Regions from separate parts of the Homo sapiens genome. Here region 2 is linked to region 1. Evidence: read pairs that join two places in POLR2A ChIA-PET (ENCODE). Cell type or tissue: B cell. All regions are shown on one strand. Region 1 has its middle 36 kb from the start of IL6. Region 2 overlaps LOC107986776 (a long non-coding RNA gene).

The links. ChIA-PET counts read pairs that join two places held together with the same protein. Peaks named below come from ENCODE experiments on the same cell type or tissue, not always from the same donor. Only the 100,000 strongest peaks of a DNase experiment are listed, where the experiment ranks them.
Region 2: POLR2A ChIA-PET joins it to region 1 with 11 read pairs; 2 of 35 experiments call an interaction of 5 or more read pairs at or near these places.

What each region holds. Positions count from the first base shown.
Region 1 is chr7:22,688,848-22,692,847 of GRCh38, forward strand. No RefSeq gene overlaps it. Among named protein-coding and RNA genes, the nearest start is that of IL6, 36 kb to the right of the region's middle. In B cell, no CTCF peak of the experiment used is centred here; no DNase peak of the experiment used is centred here.
Region 2 is chr7:22,883,655-22,887,654 of GRCh38, forward strand. The region is part of intron 3 of LOC107986776 (a long non-coding RNA gene); the gene reads right to left. Among named protein-coding and RNA genes, the nearest start is that of SNORD93, 29 kb to the left of the region's middle. In B cell, no CTCF peak of the experiment used is centred here; a DNase peak (open chromatin) is centred at 2,457; H3K27ac peaks cover 511 bases.

The DNA.
Region 1 (4,000 bases):
GGATCACGAGGTCAAGAGATCAAGACCATCCTGGCTAACACGGTGAAACCCCATCTCTACTAAAAATATGAAAAATTAGCTGGGCGTGGTGGCAGGCGCCTGTAGTCTCAGCTGCTCGGGAGGCTGAGGCAGGAGAATGACGTGAACCCAGGCGGCAGAGCTTGCAGTGAGCCGAGATTGAGCCACTGCACTCCAGCCTGGGGGACAGAGCAAGACTCTGCCTCAAAAAAAAAAAAAATGGAATTTTCTATCTCTGAGGGTTCTATAAGAAAAAAGATTCTGGCACAATGCCAGCACTCACTCATAAATTTTGTGTTTTGTTTGTTTGTTTTTGAGATGGAGTCTCACTGTGTCACCAAGGCTGGAGTGCAATGGTGCGATTCCAGCTCACCACAACCTCTGCTTTCCAGGTTCAAGCAATTCTCCTGTCTCAGCCTCCCGAGTAGCTGGGATTACAGGCACCCGCCACCACACCAGGCTAATTTTTGTATTTTCAGTAGAGACAGGGTTTCACCATGTTGGCCAGGCTGGTCTTGAACTCCTGACCTCAAGTGATCTGCCCGCCTTGGCTTCCCAAAGTGCTGGGATTACAAGTGTGAGATACCACACCTGACCTCCACTCATAAATTCTGTTGAATTTATATTGTAAGGCCTTTAAACAGGTGGTACTTTTGTCCTAATGGCTGGAGCTGAAGATTGGAGGTTGGAAGCAGGAGAGACAAAAAATAAAGTTTTGTAGTTATGACAGAACAACATCATCACCGTCCATTTCTACCACCAATTATGTTAAAATAATTAATGTTCCATTGCTAATTTCAACACCAAAGGAGGATAATTTGGGTGTCATATGGAGAGATAAGTCAGAACAGCGCTTTGACATCATTCACGAATGTAGAGGGGAAAAAATGCGTCACTGAAGAGGATTATTTTAGTTTGAAGAAACAGCATAGAAGTGATAAAAGAAGCCAGTGGAAGACTATTAGGTTATGAATAGCGGTCAGGTCTCTTTCCATGTTCACAATAGGATACAAGAGCAAATAATCTCAACTAAATGAAACAAGAACCTTCTGACTTGCAGGAGAGTTTGGCACCCAAGTGGTTTTCTGAAAATGGTGATGGAGCTCTTCCTCCCCTAGAGACATTTAAGAGCAGGAGGATGCCCAACCCACTGTCTGGGGTAGTGTGGAGGGGAAACCTCCCTAGTGACAAAGATATGTACTCTGTGACATTATATGCGGCTTTCTGGTCCTGTGTTTCTACAAACAATGGAGAGAGGTTTATTTTTGGATTCTTAGTTATTACCTATCTGTGTTGATAGGTGTAAGTTACAAACATCCATCACATATCTCTCCACCCTATGGCACATTTCTCTTCTTTACTTTTACGAAGTTATCTTACTACTAATGTACGGGAAAGAGAAGTTATCTAAGTAAGTTATCCCTAGCTACTGCTATATCAGAAACCACTCTTTCCCTTGACAGAATGCTAAGGACTGCTAACACCTGCATGCATCCTCAGCCGACCAGGAATATCTTCAACTGCCCAAACCCTGTCTTGGAAGCAGCTGCTGCTCCTGAAGACTGCTAGGGAGTAAAGGGAAAGAATAACATGGAGTGGGAAAACCATTTCTTAGTTTTTATAAAAATGAGGATGCATGTGTGTAAATATTCAAACTGGAAGAGACAGCACTTTTATAAGGTTGGGGTTGAAGACAAATTATGGAAACTAAGAATGAAATTAAACAGTGGGTCAGGAAAGAGGTAACAGATCTAAAAAACTAAAAATCAATTTGCTTCTTGCCACAAAATTACTTTCTCCCTCAAAACAATTTTTATCACCCTAATAATTTGCTGGGGTTTTAGCAGGATTGGTTGGTTGTTTTTATTTCTGGGACACATGTAGTCCTATGTATTTAAATGACTTTTTTTTTTTTGCCAAATGTGAAATGTGGCCAACATTAGCATTCTCACCTATGTCCTCAACAGACGCTCCTGGATTTGTCTTTCTTTAGGAGAACAAACATTTTTTGACATTTACAACAGCCCTCAGGATTCACTAAGAAATTATCTATCCACTCTTACAAATCATTTAGAAAGACAGCAGGCCAAAGAAAAACAAAGGACATCAACATAAAGGGGACACTATACACGTGATGCTCAATATCCACGAATAACAGTAAAAGAGTGAGGACTAAAAAATGAATAATATTCAATGTTGATCAAAGCGTGGAGAAGCATCTATTGTTTGTGGGAGTATAAACCAGTGCAATTTCTCATAAGAGAAATTTGATAGACCTATCAAAACTGTAAATGCACATACCCTTTGTCCCAGAAATCTCACTTCTGGATATTTATCTTGCAGATTTAATATGGCATAGATCCATATTCAGAGATATTCATTAAAGCAATATTTGAAATAGCAAAAAAATCTGGAAACAATTTAAGTATCCATCAAAAAGAGAGACTGATTATAGCAATCATGGTAACTTCACATCGTAAAGTATTATGTAGTTCCTTAAAAAGATCAGGAAACCAGTCATAAATATATTTTAATTACATTGTATTTCATAGTCATATACGGGAACTTATTTTAAAAGTCAAATGACATTAAGATTCTTAAAATGAAATATCATAATTCCCTGTTCTCCTCCCCAGTTCCCTGGTTCCTTCCCCAGAAACACTCTTGTCTCACTATCTTAGCTGTGATATCTTCTGGCATTTACTCATCACCTTATTTCTAAACCAGTACTGTTGTTTCTGGGACACATGTGATTTTATTTATTTAAATGAATTTTTTGGCAAATACAAAATATAGAAGTATAATACAAGCCACATATGTAATTTTAAATTTTCTGGTAGCCACATTTAAAATAATTAAAAGAAATAGGTCCAGGAATGGTGGCTCACGTCTGTAATCCCAGAACTTTGGGAGGCAGAGCCTAGCAGATCAGTCGAGGCCAGGAATTTGAGACCAGCCTGGCCATCATGGCGAAACCCCATCTCTACAGAAAATACAAAAATTAGCCAAGCGTGGTGGTGCACGCCTATAATCCCAGCTACTCAGGTGGCTGAGGCACAAGAATAGTTTGAACCCAGGAGGCAGAGATTACAGTGAGCCAAGATTGTGGCACTGTACTCCAGCCTGGGTGACAGAGTGAGTCTCTGTCTGAAAAAAAAAAAAGAAAAAAGAAATAGGTAAAATGAACTTTAATAAAATCTTTTATTCAATCTAATACATTCAAAATATATCATTGCAACATGTAATCAATATAAATATTCTTTTTTTTTTTTTTTTTTTTTTTTGAGACAAGGTTTCATTTTGCTGCCCAGGCTGGAGTGCAGTGGCATGAACATGTCTCACTGCAATCCTGGGCTCAAGCAATCCTCCAGCCTCAGCCTCCCATGCAGCTGAGACTATAGGCACATGCCACCAGGTCCTGCTATTTTTTTTTTATTTTTTGTAGGTACAGGATCTCACTTTGTTGCCCAGGATGGTCTCGAAATCTTGGGCTTAAGCAATCCTTCTGCCTCAGCCTGCCAAAGTGCTGGGATTACAGGCATGAGCCACTGTGCCCAGGTAAAAATTCTTAATGAGATATTTTATGTTCTTTTTTTTTCTTCTTTACTAAATCTTCAAAATTCAGTGAGTAGTACACACGAACAACATATCTCAATTTGGACCAGCCACATTTCTAGTGCTCAGTAGTCACATATGGCTATTGAAGCTAGTGACAATCATATTGGATAACACAGCTCTAAACAGAATTCTGCTGTTTTTTGATTCATTATTGACTTCCTACAATGGGTAAATGATGGTCTAGCTCTCCTAGGACTGTACTTTCTCTTTATGACTTTATAATACATTATATTTTTTGATTAACTATTCAGTATTTGCATTATATTCCCATGCAAATATTAATCACAGCAAGCATTGCAGTGTGCTATGAAAGTGTTTATTCTTGTTTCTTTTCCCTGAATTTAATAATTGCCATTTTTTAAGC
Region 2 (4,000 bases), 190 kb after region 1:
TTCAATCTATCCTCATCATAGCAGCGAGAGGGGTTCTATTAAAAATCTAAGTCAGATCATGAAACTCCTCTGCTCAAAACCTCTAATGGTTCTCATCTCACGTAGGGTAAAATACAAAGTCCTTACAAAGGTCCACAAGGGCCTCAGGATCTGTTCCCTCCATTCACTTCTCTGACCTCCTCTACTACCCTACCCCATCGACTATGCTCCAGCCACATGGACTTCACTCCCATCTCCCGAACCTTTGCACTTGCCATTCCCTCTGTCTGGAATACTCTTCCTCTAGGCAGGCTCAGGAGTCAGGCCATCAGCCCATCAACCCCATCAACTCCATTGGGTCTTTATTTAAAAGTTATCTTTGCAGTAGGACCTTCCCTACCCACCCCACCTAAATATTGCACCCTTTATAAAAGCACTGACCAACAGAACTTTGTGCTTGATGAAACTTTATCTTCACTGTCCAATAGGATGGCCACTATGAGGCTTTTGAGCACTGGAAATGTGGCTTGTATGACATGGAAATGGAATTTTTAACTTTAACTAATTTAAATATCATCAGCCACACAAGGCTAGTGGCCACTATGTTGTAAGCACAGCATCTTTACACTCCTTTATCTCTTTTTGCTGCATTATTTTTTTGCTTACTATTTGCCACTAACATACTACATAATTTACTTATAATTTATTCATACATCTTGTTTATAATTTGTTTTCCTCACTAGAATGTAAGTGGAAAAAACAAATTATGACTACACGGAGAATGAGGGGCAGGAATCTTTGTCTGTTTTGTTCACTACTATATTTCTGGTACCTAGAACAGTTTCTGGCACATAGTATATACTAACAAAATCTTTGTTAAATGAAGGAACACGCAGTAGGAGACTCTACAAGCTCCACCCAGGCATTGCTCTGCTCTCTGTCCATGTCTACTCTCTGCTAATTTGCCAGACGTTGATCTAACTTTCATCTCCTGACCTGGATGTTCATAGGTTCCTCTGGCCCTTCTCCTTCTGAATGGTTTCTTCCTTCAGAAACCAGTGTCTAGTTTCCCAGTGGTGTACCCACTACCTTCACTTCAACCCACCAGTCTATAGCCTCTTGGTCCTCTCTGCCAGCCTTGGCTCTGTTGGGCTTCTCTTTAACTAGGCTTACCTGAGACAACAAATGGCCAAGAGCCATGGGGTAGGCCAAGAGTGCTGTCAGCCTATGCTTCTCTTCTTTGCTAAGACTCCAGAAAACAACACAGCACTTCACGGCATCTCTCGGCAGTCAACCAGAGTTAGAAGCTGGACCTCAGTCATCCACACCACATGCTAAATCATCACCAAATGGCCTCATGATGAAGGACTTCACACACAGAAACCTTCTGGGCATAGGTCACGCCTTCTATGCCTTTCCAGGACACATGACTGTGGCCCCCAGTGATGGTTAGGTGGCTATTACTGAGCTAAGACTCTACAATGAGTGTCTTGCTTCCTTTCTAAAAGAAACCCTACCCTTGGGCCAAGGGATAGGGAAGGGAACAGAAGGGAATTCTAGTTATGGCTGTTCTTTGTTTTAACCAATAAATGGATTTCCATTTTAAGAGCCCAGATGTCAAGAGTATCTTATTATAGTGGCCTCACACAGGCTGGGAATGAAGTAGAAATTAGAATGGTTGTTGAAAACTTTCCGTTTTCTTCTTCTTTATTAAGTCTGATGACTCAGACTTGATCTAGGGCTTTTTGTAACAGCCAGGCACATCCTCTTACATAAATGAGAGAAGATGTAACCACCTATTATAATGCCTTGCATATAAGGGACACTCAACAAACGGTGGCTAATAATATGATGAGTAGAAATAAATATTCTGTTCTGCCTCACAATGTCTATCACAATGAAAACAATTGTGGGAAGTAAACTGTATATTGAAATGTATTACCAAAATCGAAAGTTAAGCAAAAATAGTTTCCATAGATAGCTAAAAACTTTCTGTTTTTCCTGAGCTAAAGAAGAACAAGAAACTAAAACTCCTTTCAGGCACCATTTATCTTTCTGTTAAACATCAATCTGATGTCATGTGGCAAGAGTTTTAGTTTCATTTAAAAATCATTTCTGATATCTTGTGGAACAGAACAATTTCCCTTCCAGAGAAAAAGGGTATCTATTTAGCCAATGACAAACAGCTTCCATTTTCTCCTTTTTTTTAACTTTCTTTTTTTTTTTTTTTTTTTTGTTAACACCACTTTTGTTCAGGGTGACAGTACACCTGTAGCCCAAGGGGATGAATCACAGTAGATATAAATTCCACGTGGTGATTTCCTTCCCTAGACTACCCTGTAGCTAGGATTGGCATAGGACCATTCTGGCCAGTGAGGTATAAGTAGAAGTCTCCTGGGGGCTTCAGGGAAAGAATCTGCTTTCTGATAAATGATGCAAGTGCAAGAGGAGAGTTTGCTTTTGCTCTTCCCCACCCACATCCTGTCTGGGAGTGTGACAGTGCCTACAGCTGCAGCAGCTGTCTTGCAATCATGAATTGACAGTGTCAGAAGCCAATCTGCTGAAAATGACAAGGCAGATGGATAGATCAACATGGGGTCTCAATGGCATCACTGAGTGGCTGCACCAACACTAAATGGACAACAGCTGCAATTCTTGTTTAGCCAAGGTTGAAGGTTCTTAAAATTGAAACTCTTGTCAGTTGAGTTTTATTTGCAGCCAGAAGCAATTCCAACTGATTCACAGACCTTTAATTACTAGTTCAATGACTACCCATACACCCAGTATCTAAATTTAACTACTTCTAATATTTACCACATTTGCTTTTTTCTCTAAGTTTTCAATATATGTGGAAGATAAATTGTAGACATAACGCTTAGCCCTTCAGCAAGTATCTCCTAAAAAGAAGAACATTTTCCTTCATAACCACAAGGCTATTATCCCTCCTAAAAATATTAATGATTCTGTGATATCATCTGAACACTAGTCCATATTCGGTTTCCTTTATCACAAAACACATTTAACACAAAAATGTGTTTTTGTAGTTGGATAAAATTTTCATATAAATGTTCATACAAACGGGACTTGGGATTTTGTTTTCCCTTTTCTTTTCCCTTTTTAAAAAAAATTTAATTAATTATTATTTTTTTTTTATTTTTTGAGATGGAGTCTCGTTCTGTCACCAGGCTGGAGTGCAGTGGTGTGATCTTGGTTCACTGCAACCTCCGCCCCCCGGGTTCAAGCGATTCCCCTGCCTCAGCCTCCCAAGTAGCTGGAACTACAGGTACCTGCCACCACGCCCAGCTAATTTTTGTTTTTTTAGTAAAGATGGGGTTTCACTATATTGGCCAGGATGGTCTCAATCTCTTGATGTTGTGATCCACCTGCCTCGGCCTCCCAAAGTGCTGGAATTACAGGCATGAGCCACCGCGCCCAGACTTAATTTATTTATATTTATTTATTTTTTGAGACGGAGTCTCACTGTGACACCCAAGCTGGAGTACAATAGCACGATCTTGGCTTACTGCAACTTCCACCTCGCAAGTTCAAGCGATTTTCCTGCCTCAGCCTCCCGAGTAGCTGGCATTACAGGTGCCCGCCACCATGCCCAGCTAATTTTGTATTTTTAGTAGAGACAGGGTTTCACCATGTTGGCCAGGCTAGTCTCAAACTCCTGACCTCAAGTGATCCACCCACCTCGGCCTCTCAAAGTGCTGGGATTACAGAGGTGAGCCACCACTACTGGCCTTCTCCTTTTAATAAAAAAGAAACATTCTCCACTCTCTCCGCCTGTGGCTACAAAGTTTCATTTTCCAGACCATGCTGGCTCTGGGCCCATAGTGCCCCTGGGAAGATTGGAATAAAGCTTTGGCGTTAAGACTAACAAATCCAGCCAGGCGCAATTTAAAGTTAATCGTTGATTAAATTTAAATGCATAAAGCTGATTTACTTTGGAAGGCCCAGGCGGGTAGATCCCTTGAGGTCAGGAATTTGAGGCCAGCCTGGCCAGCACAGTGAAACC